2 separate regions of the Homo sapiens genome follow, and region 1 is linked to region 2. Evidence: chromatin contacts called from ENCODE Hi-C data. All regions are on one chromosome and are shown on one strand. The core of a region is the stretch at or near the end of the contact, and the rest is flanking DNA. Distances in the headings are between cores, read along the strand shown.

Region 1 (2,700 bases), core at 148-2,647, 180 kb before region 2:
CTTCGTGGGGATAATGAAGTCTCCCTAAACTTCTTATTTTGTTTATTTTTCCTTTTCTTTGCTTTTGCCTCCCTCACATCACAGGAGCGACTGATTCTGAAATGGAAGCTTATGCACACCACCCCACTTTTAAGAAAATATAATGCAACGCGGTCTTATGTAAACCCTACGGGCAATGGATGCCTTCAAAAAGCATAAGATTGGAGTACACAGAGAAAAAAACATCCCCCACTCCCCACACACAAAAAAAATGAACAATAGAAAAATAAAATAAAATAATAAAATAAAAATAATATAAGCCATACTACCACCTTGTGGATTCAGCTCGCAAGGACGTCACCTGCTTAGTTTCAAAACCCCTACCCAACCCCCACCCCAAATTTCTTAATTTGGGTCCAAATGGTAAATCTGGATCCTCCGTCCTTGCTCCGGGCAGTCTCGCCCAAGCCCTGGGCTGAATTCGTGACTTGGGGGCCCAGTGCCCCAGCTAGCTGCAAGCTCGGGCACATCACCAGGCCCAAAATCCCGCCGCCACCTCCTAGTACCCTTCCACGCTGCCTCCTACACCGCCTTCCCCTGCATCCCCGAGATAGCAGCCGCACATACATGAAAAGAGGCCCACACCTGCGGTAAGGTGTGGAAGAAGCCAGAGAAAAGGAAACCGGGAAAAAAAAAGAAAAAAAGAAAAAGCCTTCTCAAGAAGGGGAGGGGTATGATGCGTAGGACATCCTCCGGGTTCACCTCGTTTTCCGAGCGAGACATTTGTTCCCAGGGTGGTCCTAGGCAGGCCTCTGGGGTGCAAGGGTTGCCCTGACGCCCCCGCTCCCGCTCCCGCTCCTCCGGGTACAAAGGGCCCTGTGTCTGGCGGCGACTAGGCTCCAGAACTGTACGCCTGGGCCCGGATTTGCGCGCGGCACGGGGCCTAGATACCGGGGGCGCAAAGCTCGCGACTCGGCTCACTAGACCCCCGCCGAGGGACCCCAACCTACCGGTTCTCCGAGGGGCGAAAGAGCCAGGTCAGGCTGGGAGGCAAGGGGAGGAAAGGGCGTCCAGGAGACCGCCTGAAGGATGAGAGTGTCCCTGGGGTAGATCGGCCTCCTGGAAAACCGCAGGCAGAGAGCGCCACCGCGGAGTGGAAGGCGCAGGCCGGAACCTGAACCTCTTGTCCCACAGCAAGCCCCCAACCCACTCGTCATCTGCAGCCCAGTGGCACCTACCTCCCTCTCCCCACGCCATCCCGGCCCGCGCTTCCGCAGGTCAAGCCAAGCCGCTTCAGGCGCGGGTTGGGTTGCCCCAGCCGTGGCAGTGGGGAGGGGACGGGGCTGAAGTTCACTCTCTCCCTGCTTCGTCTCACAGCCCCTAGCTCACCCGCCACCGTCTCTGCCGCCTCCGACTGTGCTCTTGGCTGATCTTCGCTTTCAGTTCCGCCTAGGGGAGTGGGAGGGAACGGAGCCGAGCTGCGCGGGAATTGGGAGGTGGGAAGCGGGGGAGAAGAGACCAGATGAAATCGGCCCGGGTCAGCAGAGAGCCTTGAGATGGGATGGTGCGGGAGGAAGGAGCGGGTGGTGGTTGCCTTTTCTAGGGCTGTGGGGATGGTGTGCCTATTGGAACGGATTCCTCAGACCCCTCCCCCATCCCTACCTTAGGGACTGGCAGACCCGCAGGCTTAACACTCCTCCGAACCCCCGATGGGAGAAGGGGTGTTCTTAGTGGGCACCGACTAGGGCTCCGGATCACCTGATACCTAGACCAGGGCTCCGGGCGCCTGTCTTTTCGGCTTCCAACTTTTCCGCTCCTCCGGAAAAGCGGGCAGTTCAGAGATGGTGCCGAGGGTGGCAGCGGCAAACCGCCCTGCACCCCCATCTAAGGTCCAGGCCACACTCAAAGGCTTCCGAAGAAGCAAAACCACCAGCTCTACCCCACTTTTGCGGCTTGCCTCACCACTCCCACCCACGTCGTAACCCACACACACGGGAAAGGGGTGCATGGATACCGCTCCCGAGTTTGGAGGAGCAGCACGGAGCTACAGTCATTTCATCTTCACGCGGGGTTTCCAGCGCGCCCCGATCTTTCTCCAGCCCAACCAAGCCATGCCAGGTCTAATCAATCACTTGGATTATTTCGTGCATCCCCCAAGCCTTATCTTATCCGAGGCCAGGAGATGAAGGAAGGGAAAAAAAAATCTCATAATGCAACCCCAACCAAGCTTTATTTCCCCTTTTCTCTCTGGTTAATGGCACCAACCCCCAACCCCAGCCTCCCAAAAGAAGCACCCCAGGCAGTGGTGGTTTTCTTAAAGAAGACGAGGGCTTTGGAGTGGGGAGAAAAGAGAAGAAAAGCCTTCCATGCTCACAGTTTGCAGAAGTCCTCCTGCTTTCGCCATCTCCAGCCCTGGCCTTTTCCCTCCTTTTCCCCTGTACTGCATGTATGTGTGTGTGTGTACATATATATATGTGTGTGTGTATGTGTACACTCACAAACTCACACATACGCATATATATGTCTGTGTGTATATATATATATATTTTTCCCCTCCTTTCCCCGCCACAGTCTTCCTTTAATTTGTATGGAAGGCAGCGCTACTTTTTAAACACACCGCACATGGCCCCAGAGCTGTTCAAACAGCTGATTGCAGCAAAATGCTTCCAAACAACATTGGTGGTCTGCATTTTTATTTTTAAGTGAAAATAAAACCAAATG
Region 2 (2,700 bases), core at 173-2,672:
TGTTGATAAAAAGAGACAAACTCAGTAAAATGTTTGAAGAGATTTATTCTGAGCCAAATATAAGTCACCATGACCCATGATAAAGCCCTAAGTAGGTCCTGAGAACATGTGCCTAAGGTGATGGGGGTATGACTTGGTTTTACACATTTTAGGGAGGCATGAAACCACAATCAAATATATTTAAGAAATATATTGGTTTAGTCCAGATAGTCAGTACAACTCAAGCAAGGTCAGGGTGGGGTGGGAGGGGATGGGGCTTCCAGGCTATAGGTAAATTTAAGTATTTTCTGGTTGAGAATTCGTTGAGTTTGTCTAAAGACCTGGGATATTCAGGTTAAAATAAATGATTGTGGAGACCAAGGTTCTCTTGAAATCTTATTGTGGCAGCTCTTAGAAAAAATAGATGACAAATATTTTCTGTTCAGATTTCTAAAGCATGCTAGACTTTAAGTTAATCTTTTTAAGATAGGGAACATCTGGAAGATAAAGACCTAGCTATGTTAATAGAGATTCTTTACAGATGCAAATTTTCCCCCACTTAGGACAGATTTGCAGGGTAATTTCAAGAATTGACAAAGAAACATGTTTTGGGGTAAAATATTTTCACTTTCTTCTTTGTCACATAATGTTTTGCCAGAGTCATATTGGAAAGTACATCATGATATGTAGGGTTAAATAAAATGCATTTGATGAGAAGTTACAAGTTTGTAGGGCATGACTACCCAGACCCCTTTGATGAGAATTTGGGAAAGAAAATATTAGAGCTTAGTCCTTATGAGAATGTGCTATTAAATGATTTTTTTTGTTGTGTGAATATTAGTGAGTGTACTTACACAAACCTAGATGATATAGCCTGTTATATACACCTAGGCTATACATCATAGCCTCCCACTCCTGGGCTGCAAACATGAACAGCATGCTACTGCACTTACTACTGTAATCAATTGCAACACGATGGTAAATGTTGTGTATCTGAACATAGCTAGACATAGAAAAGGTACAGTAAAAATATGGCATTGTAATCTTATGAGACCACCAGCATATATGTGATCTGTTATTGACCAAAACATTGTTAGGTGGTACATAATTGTACTCATAATACCTAATACAATGTAAACACTGTGTAGTAGTTAAGTACATAGTTATGTACATAGTTACAAAAAAGGTGTTTATTGTTCATTATAGATGCTCTTGATTTCTCCAAATATCTGGATCCAATATTGGTTGAATCCACAGATGTAGAACATGGGGCTAACTGTATATAAGAGGATGTATGTAGGTTAAATGCAAATACTACTGACGGACTAAGTGGCTAAGTTGGCTGGACTTCCTGGGTCTATAGGGACTTCCCCAAGGGGCTTTTCCCTAAGCCAAAATGACTCATAGCTGCAAGCTAAGGGATTGAAACTTCAACTAATCAAAGGGGACTTTCTCCTAAGCCGAAATGAGTCACAGCTGCAAACTAAGGGATTGAAACATCAACCAATCATATTAGTAATTTAAGCTCTAGCTGCAGCCTGATGTTTTTAATCAATCAGGCCTGCCAACCCACAGATAGAAAATAAGCTAATCCTATAGGACAGAAAAAGGAAAAGGTGGGGAAGTCATAAGGGGATATAAGCATAAGACACCCAAGCCAGAAATGACAACCCTTCTGGGTCCCCTTCCACCGCGTGGAAGTTTTACTTTCACTTTGGCTTTAATAAATCTTGCCAGCACACACTCTTTGGGTTGGTGCCCTTCTCTAATTGAGCTGTAACACTCACCACTGGTCCATGACTACATTCCTTGAAGCCTTTGAGACCAGAAACCCTTCAATTGAGAAAAGACCTTAGATCAGGAGAAGAATTTTCATCTCATTTCTGGTCGCCCATATAGGGATTATCCATAGCAGTGAGTAACATTGGACCCCTTTCGCTTGCTATTCTCTTCTATCTTCTCACCAGAAATTAGAGGAAAACACTGGGCACCTGTCTGCCATTTAAAAGTGACAAGCATGGCCACTGGACTTAAGACACAGGTATGAGGCTTTCTGGGAAAGGACTCTTTCTTTAATTACCCCCATCCCTCTGTGCTTAGAGCATTGATCTGCTGGAACCAGTTCCACTTTTCTCTGCCTTTCCTGGGAAAAGCTGAGGGCTGGCTAGAGGAAGAAAACTGTCATCCCTTACTCCTGGCACTGACCTGGTTTAGATCATGGCACAGTGAGAAGCCTCTACTCTGCAGCTGCCCATATGTGCATTCTCTGTCTTTTCTGACCCATGCCTCCTGGGTCCTAATGTCCTCAGAGAAGACTTTCTTGAGGCCCTATCCTCTAGGATCTTTCCTACCCCTGAGTCTAAGAATCTTTTGGCTAGGAACCTAAGTTGAGTGGGGTGGCAATCCAAAGACCCTTGCTCATGGTGCCCCCAGCCTTATTCTTATGCAAATGGATATCACTATACTTATACAGGACCTGTCCCTCATAACCTATACCCTAGGCACTGTCTGGGACCTCAAAGGGCATGCCAGTGGCTGATAGAAGGTCTATGACATTTTTCCTTTTTTTGCCCTAAACTTACCTCAGATTGTAGAGTCTACTTTAATTACCAGCTTTCCTGTCTGGGATCAGTGATTAGAATTGTAGAACTTCTCCACCTCCATACTCAGGTCTCCCCAAATCTCTCTCTCCCGCTAGTAAGGTCTCTCCCTTTGGCCCAA

Evidence for each region. A loop is a pair of places that touch in the nucleus more often than their neighbours do. Pooled maps may share reads with other maps.
Region 1: a loop to region 2 is called in a map of CD4-positive, alpha-beta memory T cell, with 2.7 times the contacts of the local background. The contact joins the promoter of NLGN4Y here to the enhancer-like site in region 2. A Hi-C loop is called at or near these places in 1 of 168 maps with a recorded cell type or tissue (CD4-positive, alpha-beta memory T cell), 15 of 37 single-sample maps with no recorded cell type and 6 of 50 pooled maps.

Annotation. Positions count from the first base shown.
Region 1 is chrY:14,523,226-14,525,925 of GRCh38, reverse strand. It overlaps NLGN4Y (neuroligin 4 Y-linked), which reads right to left and starts at 1,397. Exons shown (of 7, transcript NM_001365588.1): 1 at 1,218-1,397.
Region 2 is chrY:14,343,858-14,346,557 of GRCh38, reverse strand. No RefSeq gene overlaps it. Among named protein-coding and RNA genes, the nearest start is that of NLGN4Y, 180 kb to the left of the region's middle. Within about 2 kb of position 1,422, at least 3 of the 41 ENCODE cell types and tissues checked have a DNase peak (open chromatin) inside an H3K27ac peak, as active enhancers do.